Regions from separate parts of the Homo sapiens genome. Here region 2 is linked to region 1. A link is an interaction called in ENCODE POLR2A ChIA-PET data of the cell type or tissue named here. Cell type or tissue: PC-3. All regions are shown on one strand. Each heading gives the region's core, and the rest is flanking DNA. Links, peaks and the distances in the headings are about the cores only.

The links. ChIA-PET counts read pairs that join two places held together with the same protein. Peaks named below come from ENCODE experiments on the same cell type or tissue, not always from the same donor. Only the 100,000 strongest peaks of a DNase experiment are listed, where the experiment ranks them.
Region 2: POLR2A ChIA-PET joins it to region 1 with 7 read pairs; 2 of 35 experiments call an interaction of 5 or more read pairs at or near these places.

Annotation. Positions count from the first base shown.
Region 1 is chr14:99,746,082-99,757,536 of GRCh38, forward strand. It overlaps a transcript of EML1 not described here. Among named protein-coding and RNA genes, the nearest start is that of EML1, 42 kb to the right of the region's middle. RefSeq lists enhancers at 3,444-3,976, 5,468-6,089, 6,090-6,710, 9,195-9,815, 9,816-10,435. In PC-3, for the core only: a CTCF peak has its summit at 7,296; DNase peaks (open chromatin) are centred at 6,240 and 6,800; H3K4me3 peaks cover 332 bases; H3K27ac peaks cover 1,446 bases.
Region 2 is chr14:99,808,823-99,820,277 of GRCh38, forward strand. The region is part of intron 1 of EML1 (EMAP like 1); the gene reads left to right. Among named protein-coding and RNA genes, the nearest start is that of EML1, 21 kb to the left of the region's middle. In PC-3, for the core only: no CTCF peak of the experiment used is centred there; no DNase peak of the experiment used is centred there.

The DNA.
Region 1 (11,455 bases), core at 4,261-9,260:
TCAGTTCCACATGACGCCCCCTTTAACCTATGTAGTCAATGTTATCATTCCATTTTATAGACGAGCAAATGGAGATTTAGAGAAATGGAGTGGCTTGCCCAAGGTCACACAGGGAGTAACTGAGACAGATGGGACTGAGACAGGTGCGCTGTCCCCAACCTGGGGTCACCCACCTCAGGAGGGTCAGAAAAGTGGCACTCTTTTCCAAAGAAGGGAGCTGGGTGTGGCGGTGGCTTGGGGGAAGGGCCTTTATCAGGACCCAAGCCCAGCAATCCCCTCTGAACTTTTCGGGAGGAGGGAGAGGTCTCAGGGGGCACCTATGTTTGGAGCCTGGATGGAGGCTTGGCCCTGAGCCCAGCTATGTGGCGGAAGCACTAGCTTCAGGCAAGCCCTTTGCCTCTGGGGAGGTTTCCACAGGATGGGGTGGGGGCGGATGTGCAGCATGAAGAGAAACAGGAGTCTTCCTTGTAGCAGAAGCCGAGGACTCAGGAGGTGCCGCCTAAGCCCCAGCATCTCTCTGGAGTGGTTTCCTGCTCGCCCGGGGACAACAGCCAAAGCCTGGTGCCCCGGCTCTACCCCATGGGCAGAGCTGGCTCAGTCGCACCCCACGCCCTGGGCCCCCTCCACGCAGCCCAGGGCCTCACACCATCCCCATTCTGCTGCTGGTGGATGCTTCTGTCAACTTCATGCCTAAGAAGGCTGGCTGAGGCTGGCATAGAGCCTTGTCCTGTGTCCCCACCCCTCGAGCAGGGCTCCTCCCACCCAGGGCTCCCAGTTCTTCCTGGGGAGAGAAGCCCAAGTGGCCGGGTGCTCTGGTTTGTTGAGCATCTGCCGCGCCCTGCCCTGGGCGGCTCCTCCGCACTCCTGTTTGCTATCCTGTGCTTGCCTCCGCTCTATCGGGCGCTGTGCCCCATCTCACAAGGCCAGATACCCAGGATAAGCATGACTAAGGAGGTAGAAAAACAACCACCACCCGGGCACCTGTAGTCCCAGCTACTCAGAAGGCTGAGGGAGGAGAATGGCGTGAACCCAGGAGGTGGAGCTTGCAGTGAGCCGAGATAGCGCCACTGCACTCCAGCCTTGGTGGCAGAGCTAGACCCCGTCTCAAAAAAAAAAAAAAAAAAAGGAAGAAAAGAAAAACAGTCACCACCTCTGGAAAAAAAATCATGAGCTCCGAACTCCCCTGGAAATGTATAGAAATGGCGAGGAGGGCACTGCGCATTCTTCCAGGCCTGGACCAAGGGACCAGCCTCTGGCCCAGGAGAAAGGCAGGCCCGGGGTGGCACAGATCGGCTCCAGATGTACAGGGCACATTTGGGGAATGGCAGCTGTCTGGCCTGATGGGGGGCAGGGGTCTGAGGGGGAAGGAGAAACTCTATCCTAAAGTGGGTTTGGGGCCACCTCGGTTGCCCAGTTGGGGGGTGGCATGTTGGGTAGACAGTGGAGAAGGGTGGATGTCCTATGGGTGAGGGGCTGTCAGAGACCCAAGGAACATCCTTTCTGTGTCTATTCATGTCTCATTCACCAAACCCAGGTCTGCACTGCACCAGGGCTGGGCTGCGCCTTAGGAATTCATGGGGCGAGCAGGGTGAGCTTCAGGGTCAGGCTTGGGCCCGCTTCTTATCTACTCTCTGCAGGGGCTCGGAGTAAGGACACCTGCCAGTCACTGGGAGGCCTGAGTGGAAGCCACCAAGCCCACCCCTGGCCACACGGGGACTTGGTGCTGCCCCAGGGGTCCCGCTGCAGGGTCAGCAATGCACGGGAAGGGGCCTCATCTCACCTTAGACACTTGGAAAGCCACCCCCTCCTGGACTTTCTTCCTTTTCTTTCCATCTTGAAACACTGAGCTGGTTGAGAGAGGGTAAAGACTTGGCAATGACCGAAAACCAGGGATGAGGTGCCCTAAAGAGGTTCCCTTAGGGCCGACAGCTGTGACATCCATGAGATCATGCGTGCCTGGGTGCCTGGGAGGAGCCCCACTCACTGCCAAGGCGGAATTCGCCCGGGATGCCCGGGCAGGAGGTGTGGCTGCAGCCAGGATTCCCGGGGCCCTGCAGGGTCTGTCAGGTGACCCTAGCTAAGAGCCTGTCACAGGGATGGCATCGCTGCTCTGGGAAAGCCCCTGCCCGCAGCCCCAGGACAGCCCCTGCCCGCAGCCCCAGGCCTGCCCACTCAGAGCATGTGGGGTCCTGGGATCCGGAGCTTGCCCCGAGGCTGCGGGAATATGTGGGGTGAGTGGTACTCACGTTTCTCCCCGGTTTCTGGGAGGAAAAGGGAGGGGCCAGCGATGCTCAAGGCTGCAGCTTTATAGAAAGTGTCCTGGGTTCCAATCCTGGCTTTGTTATCTTTTTTTTTTTGTCTCAGTGACACCTTTGTTGAGATGTATTATATAATTCACACATTTAGACCCAGCGCAGTGACTCACACCTGCAATCCCAGCACTTTGGGAGGCCAAGGCAGGAGGATCCCTTGAGTCCAGGAGTTCAAGACCAGCCTGTGCAACAAGTTCAAGGCTGTAGTGAGTCATGATCGCTCCACTGCACTCCAGCCTGGGCAACAGAGCGAGACCCTGTCTCAAAAAAAAGAAAGAAACTAAAAATAAATAAATCACACATTTAAAAGTATATATCCAGTGGTTGTTAGTATATTCAGAGTTGTGCAACCATCACCACAATCAAATTTAGAACACTTCCGTCGTCCACGGAAAAATCCAATACCCATTAGTAGCGACCCCTTCTAGCTTCCTCCCCACAGCCCTTGGCAAACACTCGTCCACTTTGTTTCTGTAGATTTGCGTATTCTGCATTTTTCATATGAGTGGAATCCTGTAACACGTGGCCTTTTGTGCCTGGATTCTCTCGCTTAGGAAACATTTTTGGGTTCATTCGTGTTGGAGCCTGTATCCATCTTCATTCATTCCTATTGCCGATTAATACCCCAGCATATGGATATACCATGTTTCACTCGTCTGTTCACCAGTGGACGGGCATTTGGGTTATTTCCACGCTTTGGCCATGATGAGTAACGCTGCTATGAACACTCGTGTACCAGTTTCTGTGTGAACATCTGTTTTCATTTCCCCTGGGTGCACACCGGGAAGCGGGATCGCCGGATCATACGGTGACTCTATGTTGAGCATTTTGAGGAACCGCCAGGCTGTTTCCAGCGGTGGCTGCGCCATTTTCCCTTCCCACCTGCGGGGCATGCTGGCTCTGACTCCTCACATCTTCACCGGCACCTGTTACTGTCTTCTCGCCCCCCCAGCCATCCTAGTGGTGTGAAGTGGTATCTCACTGAGGTTTTCATTTGCATTTCCCTAGTGTCCAATGGTGCTGAGCATTTTTTCACGTGCTTATTGGGCACCACCTCTTGGCTTTGCCACCTTAAGTCTCGGTTTTCATATCTGTAAAATGGGGACAATGACAGCACCTGCCTCACAGACTGTGATGAGGGCTCAGTGAGATAATGTCAGGGTCCTGGGACATTTGCTGCTTGAAGCTGCAGGCTGGGGTTAGGGTCCTTCCTCTGAAAGCTGGTATGAGGGAGGGACATGGAGAAAGCTGGAAGCCTGGAGGTTTCTGTGAGCCCCAAACCCATGTAGACAGGGACAAACATCAGTAGCGAGGGAGCTGACTTACCAGCCCAGCCCTGGGTGATTTCTGCTGGAGCTCTGATGCTCTGCTGTTCTGCGGCAGGCCGAGTGACCCCGACATGTCTACACAGCCCCAGTGAAATGCAGATGGCACACGTTCAATGCAGACAGGCTCAGCCCATCACATGGGCTTCTAATTTTTCTCATGGGGAATTATTGGGCCTCTGCCCCTTGGCTGCTCCCCGATGGGGTGACATCGTGCTCCTTGGACTTGCTGTGACCGGCTTTGCCAAGCTTGTGTCTGTCAGTGGAGAGCTCTGGAAGGCAGCCAGGAGTGTCCTCCCGCGAGGTTGGCTCTTTCTGCCCCTTATCAGGGAACTTCTGGTGGAGGTGCCGATGGTCAGGCCGATTGTGTGGCCGTCACCTGAGCCTGGAGCCAGGCGGGAGGTAAGGGAGTACCACCAGCCTGTCACGGGTGGAAAACAAATCCATCTCTAACAGCAGGCTCACTAGGTTGCCCCGGAGGGAACAATTCACGTTCCATGCTGGAATCCCGTGGGAGAAGAGCGGAGAGGCTCCCCTGGTGGCCCCCGGATGTTCAGTTGAGTCTGCAGTCTGGGAAAAGCAGGTCAGATGCGATGAGGACTCCAGGCTCCAGGGAGAGGTGCTGGCAGCACATGGGGGCAGGTGGGGGTCCCAGGCTGTTTCTGGGCCCTGCTGCTATGTCCTCACCCAGCTGGGGCCACAGTAGAAAGTCAGGGAGGGGAGCATGACTGAGGAATCAGACAGATTGCTTTGGCATTCAAGCTCGCCACCAAGTGCTGTGTGATCTTTGCAAGTCAGATAACCTCTCTGGGCCTTTGTATCCTTGTGTGCAAAACAAAGCTGATGACACCTTATAGGGTGCTTGCTACACATGAACTATCACCCGTATTCAAGGGCACAGTGGGGGGATCAGGGTGGGCTTTCATTTTAGGTCGAGTCCCCTGAAAAGCAGAGCTTCTATTCCATGGATGTGGCCTCCTAAGACAGTCACTCAGGAGAAAGCTGTGAAGGAGGGAGGAAGGCAGGATGGGTTCTAGGTGGAGTCCAGCTTGATTTTGTTCATAGTCACCTCCACCACCCCGAGTCTAACCCGATCGCCCCTCAGTTCAGGGCTTCGACCTCTGCCCTTGAAGGAAGCATCCATGGAAGGCTGGGGTGGCCTGGGGGAGAGGTCTCCCTGCTCAGAAGCCAGAGCCTGGCTCAGAGACGATGCTCCACAGGCATTAGCTCCCTCGCCTTCCACCTCCAGGCCTCGGTTTCCCCCCCTGTGAAATGAACTGGCTGGAGCAAATGTTTTTAAAGACCTTCCAGTGTAGTAATAGCCTCTTTTCTTAAAAAAGAAAATTAAAAGAAACTACCCAAGCAATCATTCCCTTAGCCACCCATCACATCCCAAGCACCTACTGCTAGCCAGGCCACTGCTGGGTCCTGGGGTACAGAGGACAGTCTGCCCCTCACCTGCCTCCAGGAGCTCACAGCAGATGGACAAGCAGACGGACAATGAGAGCCCCGTGTGCCATGTACTGTGACCTGAGAACCACAGGGGGGTGGGCAGGGCAGCCTTCCTGGAGGAGTAGCCCTGAGTCAGGTCTTGAGGCACAAGTGGGAGGTAACAAGGGGCCACTGCATGGAGGGTCCTGGGTGACCCAGCACGGAAGCAGAGGCAGCAGCAGCTGCTGAATGGTCAATCAGCCATTCGACTAACATTTACTGATCAGCTGCAGACAAAGATGACAGTATGATTCCCGTCCTTGGGGGCAGACTCTTGGAGCAGGGGAGGTGTCATGCAGAAAACGGACAAGATAAATACAAAGCCCATAGTGTGTGTGATGGTAAGGAGGGTGCTAAGGATGGGGTATCGTGAATCAGGGACGGGGTGTCAGAACAGGGCTATGGAGAGAGGCCTGGATACTCGAGAAGGACCTCAGGGATGTGAAAGACCGGGCCATGGAGCTTCTGAGAAAAGGGTGTTCCTGGCAGAAGAGGCAGCTGGTGCAAAGGCCCTGAGTTGAGAGTGTCTGGTCTTTTCAAGGAAGAGCAGCAAGGTCAGTTTGGGCAGAGTGAACCCCAGAACCGGGGCGGAAGACGAGCTTAGACAGGAGGGGTTGGGAAGACCCACAGGGGTCTATCTGCAGTCTGAAAAGGATATTGGTATTGACCCTGGGTGAGAAGGGAGCCAGGGAGGGTTTTGGGCAGAGGAGTGACAGGACCTCACATCCGTTTTACGGGCACGTGGCAGCAGGAGGGAATGTTCATTCTCAGCGAGTCTGAGCATCAGAAGATAAGAGGAGGCAAACCCAAGGCCGTTTTGCCAGCCCTTGCTGGAGGCATCCATCACAGCGCCCCAGATGCCGTTACTCCAGAGACACCGTTAATCGCCCCACCGCGCAGGGCTGATGTTTAATATGCCATCAGCTGGCTTTCTTGGTTCAAACACACTGAGAGCTCCCAGTTCTTTGCCTCGAGACAGCACCAGCAGCATAGCCCCCAGAGAAGCATTTCCCTTCTTATGTACCCAGGAGGACACTCGAAATTCCAAGTCCTTGTCCCTAGATTCCCCCAAGGCAAGGTCTGGAAATGATGACACACACCCACAGTCCTACACACATAAACACACTCTCAGACACACTCATCACCAACGCCAGGGTCGCCGGGCGGAATGCAGGACGTCCAGCTGAATTTGAATTTCAGATAAACAACAACTGTTTTGTGGAAGTGGAAGCATGTCCCAAATATTGCTCCTTCTTGGCAGCTAAGGAATCTCCCCTGAATTGCCCCTACACCCCAGCACCTCCAGGCCAGCAGAAAGTGTCCTGGTCCCCTGGGTGCAGGAAGGCTGTGCCCAAGGAGCCAGCTGCCTGCTGAGGTGCCCCCTGGGGAGAGGGTGCTGTCCCAGGGAAGCAGTGCCTGCCTTGGGGCTTGGGACTCAGCTGCCGCCACGGGGCCTCCAGACCCTGACCCTTGGTAGCTGGTAAACCACAGCTTTCAGGGGCCAATGGTCTTCCTGTGTGGCTTCCCAGCCCCCTTTAAGGAAGTGATTTATGGCTCTGAGAAAACAGGGTCAGTCGGGAGGAAGCACAGGGGGCCTGGTTTCCTTTAGAAAATACACATTAAAAAATACACAGTTTTAAACAGCAGGTTTTTTTTTAATGATGAAACCTGAATAAGGAAACAAACGCTACACTGTATGAATCAGGAAAGAACTATCCCAGGAAGCTGGAAGGCAGGGCGTGCAATGAAAGAACGAGGCCTCTGACTTGAGGCAGCCCTGGCTTTTATTCCCCGCCCTGGCATCTATGGGCAAGTGGCTGCACCTGGCCCAGCCTCAGTTTCCCTCAGGATAGCCATAAGAGGGAAGCAGCGAAGCCGGCACAGTGGGCAGGACACATGTGGAGGGGTCTTGCAAAGACACCTGAGGTTGATGCCTCATCCCGCAGGGAAGCAGCCGCAGCCCCCACCCCCCTACCCGCACCCCCCGCCCCCCCGCCGCCCCCCCACCCCCCACTGCCCCCGCACCTGCTTTCCGAGGGGCATTTCATCTCCACCCAGTGGCCATGGTTGGCGCTTCAGCTAACAAGACACTTCAGGGGGAAGTCCTCATTGCAATTAAGTCCGAACCTCCTGGCCTGGTAATGCTGGCCCTCCCTGGGGGGTCAAGCGGATCCCTGTGGGCCCCTCCGGCCTCCCTGCCCAGGACCCGCCCTCACCTCCACAGCCCAGGCAGATGGATTCTCCACACACTGCTCAGTGTTTCTCACCTGGTGCCTGTCAGCACCCATCTCCCTTCCTGGAACACCTTGTGGTCCCCAGCAAAGCCCTCCTTCACTCCCTCTACTCCCTCCCTGGCAGGGAGGGGCCTCCTCTGTATGGTGACAGCCAGTAAGTAGCCTCCATCGCTCGTGAGGTCCGTGTCTGCGTCTGCCTGATAGACGGTGAGCGTCTGAGGGCAGGGTCGGTGTCTGAGTCATCTCTACCCCAGCCCTGGCACATAGTAGGTGCTCAGTGGGGGTCTTGCTATTTCTCTGTTGCTGCTTGTTGCCATTCTTCCTTTAGAAAGTGCTTAGGGAAAATTGCTGTCTGCAAGGCTGCTTACAAAAACCATCCTGTTTTCTCTTCCCCACAACCGCATCAGCTAGGTGGTATTATCATCCCCAGTGTACGGACCAGGAGATGGAGGCTCAGAGTGGATCATCACACAGCTACTCCATGGAGGCAGAGGCTCCACTGCTAGGCTGCCAGGTGGCAAAGCCAGAGGGCTTTCCAACAAGGGCCCCCCACCCCAGGTCTGTGTCTAAGACCCTCATTGGCTCTGCTGCTGCATCACTGGCAGCTCCTGGATAAATCCTTCCCCTCTCTGGGACTCAGTTTCCTGATCTGTGAAATGGGGGAAGCTGCAGTTGCTGATCTCTAAAGTGGCTCAACCCTGGGTTGCGAGGACACAGACGTTGCTGGCCTTTGTTGGACCCCTGGCATCCCTGGAGTGCCAGCCTTCTGAAGATGTTTATCTGTCCCAGCACTAAGCTGCTTCTTGTGACATCATCTTAATCCTGTCTCAGGCGGTGACATCACCAGCTTGGCGGGGTCGGCCAGGGCAAGGAGGGGGCCCCATCTCCCAGCCTGGCATGCCACCTCCCCTGCCCCCTGCCTCCCCCCACGGTGGCACGCATGGCGTTTGAAGCTATGGGAGTCCTCTGGGGGTGCAAAGGGCTCCACCAGACCTCTGGGTGGGGCCGTGACTCCCAGACCAGCCTGCCTGGCTCCCTGTGTGGGAGGAGTAGGTTACAGACGGACCTCCCAGGACCCACTTTGGTGGTCTTGAATTTTGGTTCTCTGCTTTCAACTTCTGTTTGACTCAACTGTACAGCTGGAGATAGAGGCGTGGGCAGGCAGGGTTTGCATGCATCAACTCACTTCTTCCGAGTTTTGTTTTGAGGACAAATGAGTCAGCTTGGCACCCCGGCACAGGGCAGAGAGCACTGGCAAAGCCCTCTACCAGCTGCGTTATCTCAGCACGTCTCTCAGCCTCGCCAAGCCTCAGTTTCCTCACCTATAACGTGGGATGAGGACTATGGAGCCCACGCAGTGCTGGAGAAACTTCTCCAGGTCATGCCTGTGAAGCTTGGCCTGAGAGAGGGGCTCAGAGGAGCTGTTGCCTCCCCCGCCCCATGATCCGGAGACAGCAGGCACCTGCCTCTCGTGTCCATGCAGCATTACAGGAGGGGACAGGTGGCCGTGAGGAAAAGCTGTAAACCTAACCAGCTGTAATCCCGCTAATGGTTTATCTTCTTTTCATGAGAAGGAGGCCCAGCATCCTACACGGGGCAGGGAACAACAGGCCTTTGTGTTCTTTTGGGAAATGGGATGGAGCTCAGAAGAAAAGTCAGGCGTTGGTGCCTTATCTTTCCTGGCAAAGCTGGGGCCTCTGGGCCCAATCCCTGCTGGCAACCAAAGGGTGGCATGAATAATGGAAAGGCTGGCATGCAGCTTCCAGGCACCCAGCCGGTGACAGGAGCTGAAGGAGATGGACCGTGGAGGACAGGCAGCCTCCAGCAGCCTTGGGGGCCTGGAGGCCCCGGGGAGCCTGGGGCTGCCGGAGGGGCCTGAGAGGCGCTATGCTGATGCTGCCAGAGAGTCAGGGGTCTCTGTGTCAGCGTCACTTTGAAGCTTATATCTCAGGTCCCACACGCTGTGTGTCCTTGGGCAAGTCACTTGATCTCTCTCAGCCCTCCTCTTCTTGCTGTGACATCCTCATCTGGTGGTTGTGGCGGCTCCAGAAGAGAGGCTTCCAAGTGCCTAGTGCACAGTGGGTGCTTAGTGGTGCCAGCTGTGGAGGGGAGAGCTGGGGGCAAAGGAGCAGCTAAAGATGTTGGTTCCTGTCCCGGCTGTGGACTGGCTGTGTGGCGCTGGACCAGCCTCTTTCCCATTCCGTGGTCACTTGCCCTCCTGGGGAACAGGGTGCCTCTCTGGATCCCCAAGTCTGCAGAACCCCAATTCTAATTCACACAGATGCTGACTGCTGGCTCCATGCCAACCCCCGCAAGGGGCAGGGTGGGGAAACTGTGTTGTGTGCATGGTAGGTGTGCGGGGACCAAGCGGGAGCTGCAAGAGGAAGTGTGGCCTGAGGAGGCAGGGGGCAGGAGCCTGGCCCTGGACCCACCCTGGAGCAGGTCCCTGGCCCAGGGTAGCACAGGGCTACTTCACAGGCGAGGAACCCGAGGCTTAGATAAGCTCAAGGAACCCGCCCAGGGTCCCCTGCCGGCAAGTGGCAGAGTGTAGCTCCCATGGCCACACGTGTGGCCCACAGCCCCTCGCCTAGCCAGGATGGCTCCGCAAGAGGACAACATCTCACCCCAGGATGGCTTTCAGGGAAATGCAGCCAAGAAGGGGAGTTGTGCTGGGTGGGGTCACCAGGGTGCCCAGAAGCCAGCTCTCCAAGGTCAGCAAGTGCTGGGCCCCAGAGAAGGACCCCAGGAGGCGACTGCAGGTGGCACATCTGATGGCATCAGGGTTGGGGGCACTGACCAATGCCAGTCCCTTCCGACTTAAGGGGGTTTGGTGGTGGGGGCAGGGTCAGGCAGCATGACCCATACTGGTCATCGGGTGGCAGCCCTGGCTCTGCCCTGCTGATGTAGCAAGGCGGGAGGCAGAGGCTGACCAGCAAGGCCACTCCGGCCTATTGCTGTGAGTCACCGCCTGGCTCAAGGCCCAGGCAAAGGCCGCGGGAGGCCTCTGTCTGGGGTTCCCACAGTGAATGGCTCATCGGTTCCTTGGTGTTCCTGGTGGGCTTTGGGGAAACCTTTACTTCAGATAACAGAGTGAGTAGGTAGATGGTTTGGAGCCATATGACAGTCTAAGCCTATACCTAAAGAATGGTGGGGTCATCGACCCAATTTCTAGCACCTAAAACCTTTGGCCCAGTGGTTCTCAAACGCTGGTGGGCACTGCAGTCGCCTGGAGGTGGGGAGGTGTTTGTTAAAAAATTACACCTTCCCGAGCCCCCACACCTGTGGAATCTGAATCTTGGGGCTCTGGTGTGATTCCCGTGCCCCCAGCGTTTGAAGTTCAGTGTGTCAGGCACCCTCAGACACATTCACAAAGACTCTCAACCCCCCTCTCACGTCCCCTTTCCTGTGTTCCCAGCCTCACACATCCGCACGCGGCCCGCACTCTCACAGGGCGCGTATACACTCATCTGCATGGACTCACATCCACAAGGATGCGCGTGCTCCTGTGCCCACAATGACACGCAGTTCTACACACACATCCCCAGGACCGGCGGCACAATTTGCAGGGCCAAGTGCAAAACGAACATATGGAGCTGCTGTTTAACAATCATTAAGGCTGGGCATGGCGGCTCACGCCTGTCATCCAAGCACTTTGCGAGGCCGAGGCGGGAGGATCACCTAAGGTCGGCAGTTCGAGTCCAGCCTGACCAATGTGGAGAAACCGCATCTCTACTAAAAATACAAAATTAGCTGGGTGTGGTGGTGCATGCCTGTCGTCGCAGCTACTCGGGAGGCTGAGACAGGAGAATCACTTGAACCCGGGAGGTGGAGGTTGCAGTGAGCGAAGATCGCGCCATTGCACTCCAGCCTGGGCGACAGAGCACGACTCCATTTCAAAAAAAAAAAAAAAAGAATTGTTAAAAATTTCAAGACTGTGGCAGCAGAGCCCCCAGTGACAGCACAGGTTGTGTGGCAACAAAACTGGCCTTGCATACAGTCGCGCATACCGCTTGTGCACATCTAGGAGCCTCGTGGATAAACATGCCACACGGCACAGACACCCACGCATGTACACTCATGTGCACACACAGCA
Region 2 (11,455 bases), core at 3,389-8,388, 62 kb after region 1:
TCCTTTCTAATATTTTACAGTTTTTAAAGCACCTTCAGATCTGTTTCTCACTTAATTCTCACAACCAAACTCTAAGGTAAGTAAAATACTACTTTATCATATTTATCTTACATGTAATCAGGGAAGCTGATGGGTGCTGAGTAACTTAGCCAAGGCCAAATAGTTCAGTGAGGACCACATCTCGATCCTAGGTCTCCCGAAAAAAACCCCAGGTTTCTTTGAACTATACCAAGTGGCTTTCTATTTGTTGTCTTCATGTTAGCATCCGTGTTGACCTGGTAATCTATACCTTTATAAAAAGAGAAAATACGCTATAGATAATTGAATTTTTGCAAATTTTGTTATTTTTTTCCCTGCACCTTGAAAATTGTTATGCCCTGCTTTAAGAAACCCCGACATTCTGTAACATTTTCTGAACATTTTCAATTCCCCTATCTGCTTAAATATCATATTTATCAAACTTTGACCTTGTTCTTCAGGCCACATTGTAGGTAAAGTGGCTTGTTTTTTATTTTATTTATTTATTTATTTAATTCCTCTTCTCCCTCAAAGCACAATCTGCTGTATGTTAAAGGGGCGGGGAAGCTGCTGACTTTGCAGTAGCGCATACTTACTCACGCAATTTTCCATTCTGGCTGAAGTAAGGGATGAGACAGCATGCCCAGAAGCTGTGTCCAGCACTTGGACAGGCGCCCTGGTCGGCACCCTGGGAACCTCGGCCGTGCACTGCCAGCTTTCTGGGTCCATCCCAGCCCTGGGTGTATGGCAGATGCCTTGAGATTTAACAGCCCTTGAGTCAGGCCTGCAACGTCTTATCTGCGATTTCAACATCCAGAAAGCTGTGAAACCCAGATGTTTTTTGGTAACTTGTTTGCTAGTTGGATTTGGCCTGATCTGAAATCATTTGATGGGTGGGGAGAACTCCTCTGAATTGAAACATGTGGCTTTTAATCGTTTGTGTTCATTTCTTTTAGTGTGAAAGTTCTGCTTTTCTGTAGAGGTATTTTTGAATGTGACTATGGGTCTTGTCCTAGGCCCTTCTGGGATATTGGCTAATGTATGGTGTATGCCCTGGACTTCCGTTTTAAAGTCTGAATCTGAGTTCAAAAACATTTCAGGCCCCAGGGATTTGAGGAAGGGTTTCCAGACCAGTATAACCAGACAGCCGAGCCGGCCCTGTACCGCGTCTGGTTCCTGGGTGGTTCCTGCTGCAATGCGGCCCAGTCAGGGCACTGCTGCTGACTTGTATCTGCGGACACTCCCCAGTGTTTGAGTGATGTTTACGTGGAAGCCTGGCGTGTAGGAAGCTGGCGCCCCTGGGGGAACTGCAAGGCCATTTTACAGCATTCACCTGTCACCGTGTCCTTCAGAACCAGCCAGATGCTACAGAGCCAGGCTGTACCAGAGTCCAGGCCCATGAAAACAAAGTTCAGGGAGACTCTGTTGACTTTGCTAAATTCATGGGTTCCTTCCTTCCTTCATTTCTTTGTTCAACAGGAATTTATGTATCTGCCATAAGAAGACCTGTGCTTGGCTTGTGAAAAGTAGCAGTGACACTTCACATGAGTGTAACATCTGCGGTTTATGGTTTTGTTGCAGTGTTTCATTTCGTCCTCGCAACCATTCAGTGGACCAGCTGGTGTTGGCCCTTTTCATAGATGAGGAAACTGAGGGCTAAATAGCTTCTCCACATCTGCAGATTCCAATCCTCGTGGCTTTTCCTGTTCTGCGGCTTTCATAGGCCCTCTGCATTATTTGTTAAGACTCAGCTATTTTCTAACCCCAACCCACTTGAAGCAGTGGCTTTTTCAGATACCCGGGACAAATCACGTGACCTTGTGGCTCAGTTTTCTATGCCATAAAGTGGGATTCCTTCCTAATCCTTGCAACTCTTAAGTGAAATAATCTATGTGACTGCTTTGTGAATTGTGAAACTCAATCTGGTGACTATAGTTAATAATAACATATTACATGTTTCAAAATTGCTAAAGGAGTGGATCTTAAATGTTCTCAGCACAAAAAAATGATACATATGTGATGTGATGGGTATGTTAATTAGCTTGATGTAATCATCCACATACATATACATGTATCAAAGCATTGCATTGTACCCCCTAAATATATACAATTATTGTCAGTTAAAGAAAAAACTCTGATCACATGGTAAAGTATTTCTGATTCTTCTTCCTCTTTTCCTACATCCAGATATGTCTGTCTGGGATCCCATATGGTGGTTCTCCCCGTCTCTTATGATGTTCACCTCATACACGGTTGACCCTTGAACAACGCAGGGGTTAGGGGGTGCTGAGCCCTAGCACAGTTAAAAATTCATGTATAATAGGGGTTTTTTTTTTGTTTTTTTGGGTTTTTGTTTTTTGAAACAGGGTCTCGCTCTATCACCCAGGCTAGAGTGCAGTGGTTGATCACAGCTCACTGCAGCCTTGACTCACTGGGCTCAAGTGATCCACCCACGTCGGCCTCCCAAAGTTCTGGGATTACAGGTTCGAGCCACTGTGCCTTGTGTTGAGTGTAACATTTGACTCCTCAAAGTCTTAACTACTAACAGCTTACTATTGACCGGAACCTTACCAATAATACAAGCAGTCGATTAACACATATTTTGTATGTTATATGTATTGTATACTGTATTCTTACAATACAGTGAGCTAGGGAAAGGAAAATGTTACTAAGAAAATCAAGCCGAGTTGGGTGGCTCATGCCTGTAATCCCAACACTTTGGGTGGCCAAGGCGGGAGGATCACTTGACCCTAGGAGTTTTAGATCAGCCTGGGCAACACGATAAAACCCTGTCTCTACCAAAAAAAAAAAAAAAAAAAAATTAGCCAGGCTTTGTGGCACGAACCTATAGTCCCAGCTACTTAAGAGGCTGGGGTGGAGGATTGCTTGAAACTGGAAGGTTGAGGCTGCAGTGAGCCAAGATCACATCCCTGCACTCCAGACTAGGCAACAGGAATGAGACTATGTCTCAAAAAGAGAGAGAGAGAGAGAAAGGAAGGAAAGAAAGAAAATAAAGAAAAATCATAAGGAAGAGAAAATACATGTACTATTCATAAGTGGCAGTGGATCATCACAAAGGTCTTCAACCTCATTGTCTTCACATTGAATAGGCTGAGGAGGAGGAAGGGTTGGTCTTGCTGTCTCAGAGGTGGCACAGGTGGCAGAAAATTCCTGTGTAAGTGGATCTGCGCAGTTGAAACCCACAGTGTTCAAGAGTCACCCGTACTTATTTCTCTACTCTCCTGTCTGACATCTCAAGAGCTAAGCCCCCTTGGTATTCATTCATCTTTGAGAACTCTGCATTGCCTAGTTTAATAGGTGAACAGTACGTGTGTGTTGGAGTTTGTACAGTGGGGAGATGTATTGCTGGTAATTCAGGGGGTTAGGGTTGCTGATGCAGTCAGGGAGGCCTGACTGTGCATGCCCAGCCCCTTCATCACCAGGCGCCATGTGGGTGCCCAACCAAAGACATTCATGAGGCTGTCTCTCTGTGATAACGAAACAGCTGGACATACACTGAGAAAGGAAGTCAGCCAAATGAATATTTTCTAACCTAACTCTAAAAAGGTAGATGCCAGGCAGCATCCAGGTGACGATGCTTTTTTGAGGCTGACATAGTGGTACACAGCATTGAGGTGCTGTCAGATCTCTTCCCTGCCGTCCACCTCCCAGTGACCATTCCTCGGCTGCACAATGCGCCTCCCCACATGCATTGTCCCACGGCCCTCCCTGTACAATCGGCTCTTCACTTTGCCTGGCTCAGAGGTGTCTTCCATACCAAAGAGGCTCAGAGTGTCAGGATTTAGGGGAGGTTGGAAGCAGGTGGGGTAGGGAGGGGAGTCAGCCTTCCTCCTCTGCAGGGTTGCAGAAAGTTTCAGGGGTCAAGGAAATAATAAACACCTTTGAATAGAGGCTCAGAATTGTTTGTTTGGAGTTCCCAGTGACTAGTATCTCAGCTGCCAACAGCTTTGGTGCAATTTACTTTTCTTTAGCTGAACATTCTTACGTGGTTTTAAAAGCAAGTAAACAGATAAAGTGTTTCTAAGTGTAATAATTCTCTTTCCTGATGCATAGCTAACAAGCAGTGAGCAGGCAGAGGGGCCCTAAACCAAAGGCTCTCTCATTTACTCTGTAAAAAATCTGTTCCACACTGCGTAACCTCCACATCCTTCTCCTAAGGCTGAATAAATTGGGTGCCACCCTTTGAAATGTAGTACTCTGTTTGGCCCAGGAACCGTAGTTAGCCGTCTTTCTTGAGGAAAGCTGATTAATCTTGTTTTGCCAAGCAGAAGGATTATGGGTATGGCTGAACCAGTTTTGTACGCTTTGAAATATCAGCCCTGTCAATTTTGTGTTTCTCAGTGAGGGAGGAACAGGGGACGGTCTCACGCAAGAGAAATCCTGGCTTTTGATTTAAGGAAAAAACCCCCAGCCACTTAGCTTTTTTTCTTTTTAATCATTATCTTCAAGACAAAAATTCAAATACCCTAACATGTACAATTATATAGTGTTTTTGTTGTAGAAAATATCATTTGGTAGATTATCAAGACTGACAAAAATAACTATCTTTACCTATTAAAAACGATTGAGATGGCCAGGTGTGGTGGCTCACGCCTGTAATCCCAGCACTGTGGGAGGCCGAGGCAGAAGGATTGCCTGAGCCCAGGAGTTTGAGACCAGCCTAGGTCGCATAGTGAGACCCGGTCTCTATAAAAATTTAGCCAGTTGTGGTGGCGTGTGCCTGTAGTCCCAGTTACTTGGGAGGCTGAGGTGGGAGGATCGCTTGAGCCTGGGAAGATAGTTGCTGCAGTGAGCTACAATCATGCCACAGCTCTCCAGCCTGGGAGGCAGAGCAAGACTCTGTCTTAAAAAAAAAATTTTTTTTTAACTATAGAGATGGAGGAGGACTGGCTATTTTGCAGATCATTATACCAATCCTAATCAATAGCTAGTTATCAACAATTTCATCAACTCAATTGGAATTGAGACTTGAGTTTAGACAAGCTGAATATTTATTTTTATGCTCCAGAAAACCTGACCCAAGAATCCCTTTTACATCTGCCAGGAGGTTGCTGGTGCCTGGGTCAGCTGCCCGGAGCACACTGTGCCTGCGTGGAGACCTTTCTTAGCAGACGAAGGCCAGCAGCATCAGAGCAGTGCAAATTGCAAGCCCAAGATCTAAAACAGATGATGAAGAGCTATGTATTTGTCACTGTATCCTTCCACGGTGTTTTATGCTATTGTAACTTCAAGAGTTGACACAGTTCTTTCCCCAACACTAAAACATGAAAGGGTCAGGTAGAGCTGTTGCCATTTTCATGGAAACCTAGAGTTGTAAAGGACCTCGGAAGATTCAGGACTAGATTTCATCTTAAAAGAGACATTGAAAACCAGTAACTCAAAAGGAAGGTCAAAGGAACTTATTTTATTTTTATTTAAATTTTTTTAGGGACCAGATCTCGCTTTGTCACTCAGGCTGGAGTGCAGTTTCTTGGCATGATCCTGGCTCACTATAATCTCGAACTCCTGGGCTCAAGCAATCCTCACAAGTAGCTAGACTACAAATGTGCCCCACCAAGTCCAGATAATTTTTTTTCTAAATTTTGTAGTGCTGGGATCTTGCTGTGTTGCCCAGACCAGTCTCAAACTCCTGGTCTCAAGTGCTCTTCCTGCCTTGGCCTGCCGAAGTGCTGAGGTTACAGACATGAGCCACTGTGCCTGGCTGGAAAGTATTTTATTGTAAAGCATTTTAAAATTAATAGGTCATGAAACTATAAAACAAAGAATAGATTGCATAATGGATTGTGTGAAAATACAAGTTAAAGCTATTTTACAGAGCAGTTAGAGGCTTGTCTCATACCTCATCTGAGGCTCCAGTGAATCCCACCCCAAATGGACCAGTTAGCATGCAGCCAATAAGACATCTTCCTGGGCCACAGACAGGTCCTCTTGTGCAGGACAGCTGTCATGCACATGGGGCTCAATGGATGTTATTCTTACAGCGACCTCGTGCCAAGCACTATGCTAGCATATATGCTCTTCATTTATTGCAGTAATCCTTGGAGGGTAGGTTGGATTACCTTGGATTTACAGATAGAACAGCTGAGCTCAGAGAGGGAAATGGAATTACTCAGGGTCACACAGCTAGGGAGGGGCAGAGCCAGTATTCAGCCTGGTTTGTGTGATTCCAGAACCTTCCTGTGGAGCCCATACTCGTGGCTTGAGCATTGCCTAGTCATTTTGATATCTGCGAGCTTGAGTTTCCCCTTATGCTAAAACTGGGATCTGTGAGGCTTGGCTTTTTTTTTTTTTTTTTTTTGAGACAGAGTCTCGCTCTGTCGCCCAGGCTGGAGTGCAGTGGCGCGATCTCGGCTCACTGCAAGCTCCACCTCCCGGGTTCACACTTTTCTCCTGCCTCAGCCTTCCAAGTAGCTGGGACTACAGGCACCTGCCACCACTCCCGGCTAATTTTTTGTATTTTTAATAGAGACGGGGTTTCACTGTGTTAGCCAGGATGGTCTCGATCTCCTGACCTTGTGATCTGCTCGCCTCGGCTTCCCAAAGTGCCAAGATTACAGGTGTGAGCCACTGCGCCCTGCTGAGGCTTGGCTTCTAAGAACTGCACACCTTCTAATAGTATAATGATATGCCCCCTTGTTGTGTCATGACTAACATTGATTTATTTTAGAGAAAATTGTAATTGATCTATTTTTCTTCTGCAAACAATGGTTTCTTTTTGACTTTGTTAAAATGAAGATGAATAGCTTTTTATTTTAGAGAGCCAAATTGTAGCAGCTCTTTGTAAATACTTTCTGCATTCTAGAAAAACAACTTTGATTGGATGGCAGAACTGGAGATTAGTAGAATTAGGAAAATTTCTGAGTTACTCTTTGTTGGGTTTTTGTGAGCTAAGGGGATTTTTAGGGTGTTTGTGATGTTTCTTTATGACTTGAAAGGTAAATTGCGTCGGTGACATCAGCCTTGATTCTGTCGTAGAGATGCTTACGAGATGAGCATCTTGTGTCATGCTCAGAGGTAAAGGGCGGCTCCTGGAAGATAGAAATCTGACAGGGGTAAGAATCTGACAGGGGTAAGAATGTGGAGATTCTTGTGAAGCAAGCACTTCAGTTACGGCAGCTGCTGTTGTTCAGAGCACAGATGTTTGCACATTGTTTTACTTTCTAGTCACTGGCTTTCATCAATGGAATCCTTCCTTTTGGAGGATTATTATTGATGTCAAATGTTGTCAGATGAAACTCAAGGCATGGCCTGGGGTACCTCTGTGGTCAGAGAGATCCGACTAGACGTACTTTCACTCATATTTGACTTTATTATTTTTTTTAGACGGAGTCTCACTCTGTCGCCCAGGCTGCAGTGCAGTGACATGATCTTGGCTCACTGCAACCTCCACCTCCTGGGCTCAAGCGATTCTCCTGGCTCAGCCTCCTGAGTAGCTGGGACTACAAACGCCCACTACCATGTCCGACTAATTTTGTATTTTTAGTAGAGATGGGGTTTCACCATGTTGGTAAGGCTGGTCTTGATCTCCTAACCTCAGGTGATTGGCCTGCCTTGGCCTCCCAAAGTTATGGGATTATAGGCGTGAGCCACCGCACCCAGCCCATGTTTGATTTGATTCCCACAACCACAGTCTGTCTGTAGGCAGATAGGCCTCGTGCTACAGATAAGGACATCAGGAGCTTAGAGGCTGGATGGATGCTTCACTCAGCTCGCCTGGTGACAGTGGGATTCCTGGTCCATAGGTCTTCTTCTGACCCACATTGCTTCTTAGTTTGGTCCAACTTTGAAAGTTGCATGTTTCATTTGAAATGAAGAAGGCCTAAGCCAGAATGGTACAGCTGTCACATCCAAGTGTAAGATCCATTTCTAACTGCCAGAGGCATGGCAGATGCCTCAGAGAAGGGAGGAGTCCATTTGGATGGAGCTGTGTGTGGCTGACATCTTCCTACTCCATGTCCTTCACTTTGGCACGTAGGTTAGCAGTTCTCAAGCTTTTTGGTCTGTCTTGCGTTTAAATGGCTGTTCTCCCAGGCTTGATTTTGTAACACCGTGCTTTGATTCCTTGAGAACATTGATTCTCTGAGTTATGCAGACCTTCCAAATGTGACATATTTCATTATACAATATCAAAAAAGCACATGGGTTAATATCAACCCCCAATGTCATCAAAACAGCATGTAGGTGTTGGGGAGCTGTCAGGCTTACAGAGGCTGGTACAAGTTTTCCAAAGTTCTTTCTTTTTTTTCTGGAAAGCTCAAATTTATCCTTGGCAGCAAATGCTGTTGTTTTTCCTGGAGTGACGGGCTTACTACATTCATTTTTTTGAGAAAATGATTATAGAACACTCAGGTGTGAAGAACCCTGGTTTGTCCATCAGTTGTTCTTTCAAGTGAAAATGATGTTCCCTCAGAAGAAGCTCACAGCTTGACTGCACAGTGCTCAGTTTGGCTGGTGTGCAGCAAAAGTGCTTCATAAAGAGACCTGTACTCAAGGGTTGAGCTTTAATAAAATTAATATTGTTTACAGCGTCATCAAAGGCCTTTGTATATGAACTTGGCATCTTTCTTGTAGGTGGCAGTGAAGAAGAGCACAGCGACGTGGTGCCTGTCCCGGCTGGTGCTGAGGCAGCCCAGGTGCCGCCACCATGGCTCCCGCAGCATTAGTGCAGGTGTCACACAACGACAAAGGAAATTAGAGCTTGGCATTGTTAAGGACGTAATTCTGACCTCAGGGACTTCCTGAAGGGGTCTCAGGGACTCAGGGGTCTGTGGACCACACTTTTAGAACTGCTGCTGTTGAGTATTGGAAAGTTCCCCATTCGGCACATTCCTTGAGGGCCGACTCTGTGCCAGGTGTTGTGCTAGGTGCTGGGGATACTCAGATGAACGGCACAGTCCCTGACTGCAAGGAGCTCACGGTCTAATGGAGAAGGGGGTCAAGTAAACAGATGCTTGCAAAACCTTCTCGTAAGTGCCATGATCACAGTAAGCAGAAGGGATGCTCTGCTAGAGTGTAGGTGGAGCCCCCAGCCCAGCTTGGTATTCTGGTGGTGGTGATAAGGGGTGTTTCCTGGAGGAAGTATCACTGAGCTGAGTTTGGAAGGGTAGAAGTAGAAGTAAAGCCAGTTAAAGAAGATGGGGGAGGTGTTCCATGAAGATAGAGTGGCTCGGGAAAAGGCTTGGAAGCAGGCGAAAGTGTGCAGTGTTCAAGAAACCACAAATAGTTCAGTAGGGCTGCAGTACAAGAGTTGGGGGTGGGGGCTCAGGGATAAGAGGGGGCCAAAGAAGTATCTGGAGGCCAGATCCCAAAGACAATGGAGATCCACTACAGGAGTTTAGCAGGGATGTGAGGTGATCAAATCTGCACTTTGGAAGGATCACTCAGACATAAAGAAGAGGAATGGGATGCGGAGTGATGAGAGTGATGGATAAACCAGTTGAGGTTGTTGCCGGAGTCCAGAAAACACCACTTAGGCCCAAACCAAGGAGGTGACAATGGAGGTGAATGTGTGGATATTTAGAAGATATTTAATGTCCTATATCTGCAGATATTCGAATAGGCAGGATTTGATGATTGATTCAATGTAGAGGGCAAAAAATATGGAATCAGTCAAAGATACACCAAGATTTGTAGATTGATGGCTGCACGGTGGTGCTTTCATAGAGGTGAGGGGTGTGGGAAGAGGATTAGAGGCAAGATGACCATGCGAACTTCATGTATCATATTCACACACACGTGTGCATCACTCTATCTTCAGGCAGAAGTGTCCAGAAGGAGTCAGAGCTGGAGCTTGAGAGGGTTCTGGCCTTGAGGTGTCAGCTGAGGAGTCATCAGTGTAGGTCGTGGTTGAGGGCCCCCTTGTTGATGAGATCACCCAGAAGGAGAGTGTGGACTTGCCGACTATAGTCACAGGGCTCAAGTCAGGAGAGAAGTCAAAGCAAGCCACGGGTTTTAGGAGGAGGGAAACCTGAGGCCTGGATCGTCCTGGTCCTTCACGTCTGCAGAGGAGAGCAGAGAAGAATTTTAAATTATTAACTCCTCAACTAAACTACATATCGTCAGAACATGCTTTTCAAATTAATTTAATTGTTGATTTTATTTAGTTTTTTAGAGACAGGGTCTCGCTCTGTCACCCACGCTTCAGTATAGTGGTGCAATCATAGTTTACTGCAGCCTTGAGAAACTCCTGAGCTCAAGTGATCCTCAGCCTCCTGAGTGGCTGGGACTGTAGGCATGCACCACCCTGCTTGGCTAAGTTTTTTAAAAAGTTGTTTTAGAGACAGGGTCTTGCTATGTTGCCCAGATTGGTCTTTGAACTCTTGGCCTCAAGTCATCCTTTCACCTTGGCCTCCCAAGGTGTGGGGACTACAGGCATGAGCCACTGCGCCTGGCCAGAACATGCTTTTAAATGTAACATACTAAACATGATATTTTATGAGAATACAGCCTATATAATATACGATTTTGTTCCTGAGCTCACACAGACTTTAGGTCTGTAAAGGATGGTAAAAATACCAATTACAGTTTATATTTCCTTTTCCCACCAGAACATTTTTATTTTAAAAGTAGGGTGGTTTTTCCTTCCCATCTATGGTTTCATAGTTCTCGGAAATGTTAACCCTTCTTTCTCTATACGAATAAGGTGTCCTGGTAATTTTGCAAGTGATGATTTCCATTATGGTGGGTGGCCACGACGGAAATGATGTTAGAAGTGCCAGCGTGCACGTGAAGTTTAGACAAGATCTGTTCCTTGGCCCTGCGGTGACGGGAAGAGGGGAGATGGAGGTGTTCACTCTCGTCTTAGAGCTTGGTGTCAGGAAGCTCTGTCTGGAGGTTTCCCTCCGTGGTGGGAGGGGTGAAGCAGACATGGGAGGGGGAAAAGGCGGGTCTGCAACAGGAGCCCAGCCTCTCGCACCGAGCATCCCTCAGTGAAGCGCCCAGGCCCACACCACGCAGCCAGCCTCACTGGGCTGGGGGAGGGCTCACGATTACTTTCTGTTTCTCTGCGTTTGAAAATCTTGTGTAATGTGCTTCTGCACTTTTAAAATCAAGAGGAATAAAATAATAACCAAATAAAATGACTCTTAGCCCTGAGCTTGTGACACACAGGCAATTTGCTTATCACCTAGGCCACCAATTAATAGTACTTCCCTATAACTCAGGGCCTGGGGGGTTCCAATGGAAGAGCTGAGCATGTCTGGAGGATGTTCCTGTCTGATACCAGCCATCCTAACTTCCAGAATATAGGCAACTTGGCAGCAAGAGTTTTAAGGTTATTATCAACCTGGTATGTGGTTGTGGAAGTTGATATATCTTTACATATTTTTACTTAAAGCTTTTTAGCTCTACCTATACATGGGAGCAGGGGCTAACACAGTATTTTGTTTTATTGATATATTTTTCGTTTTGTGGTTAC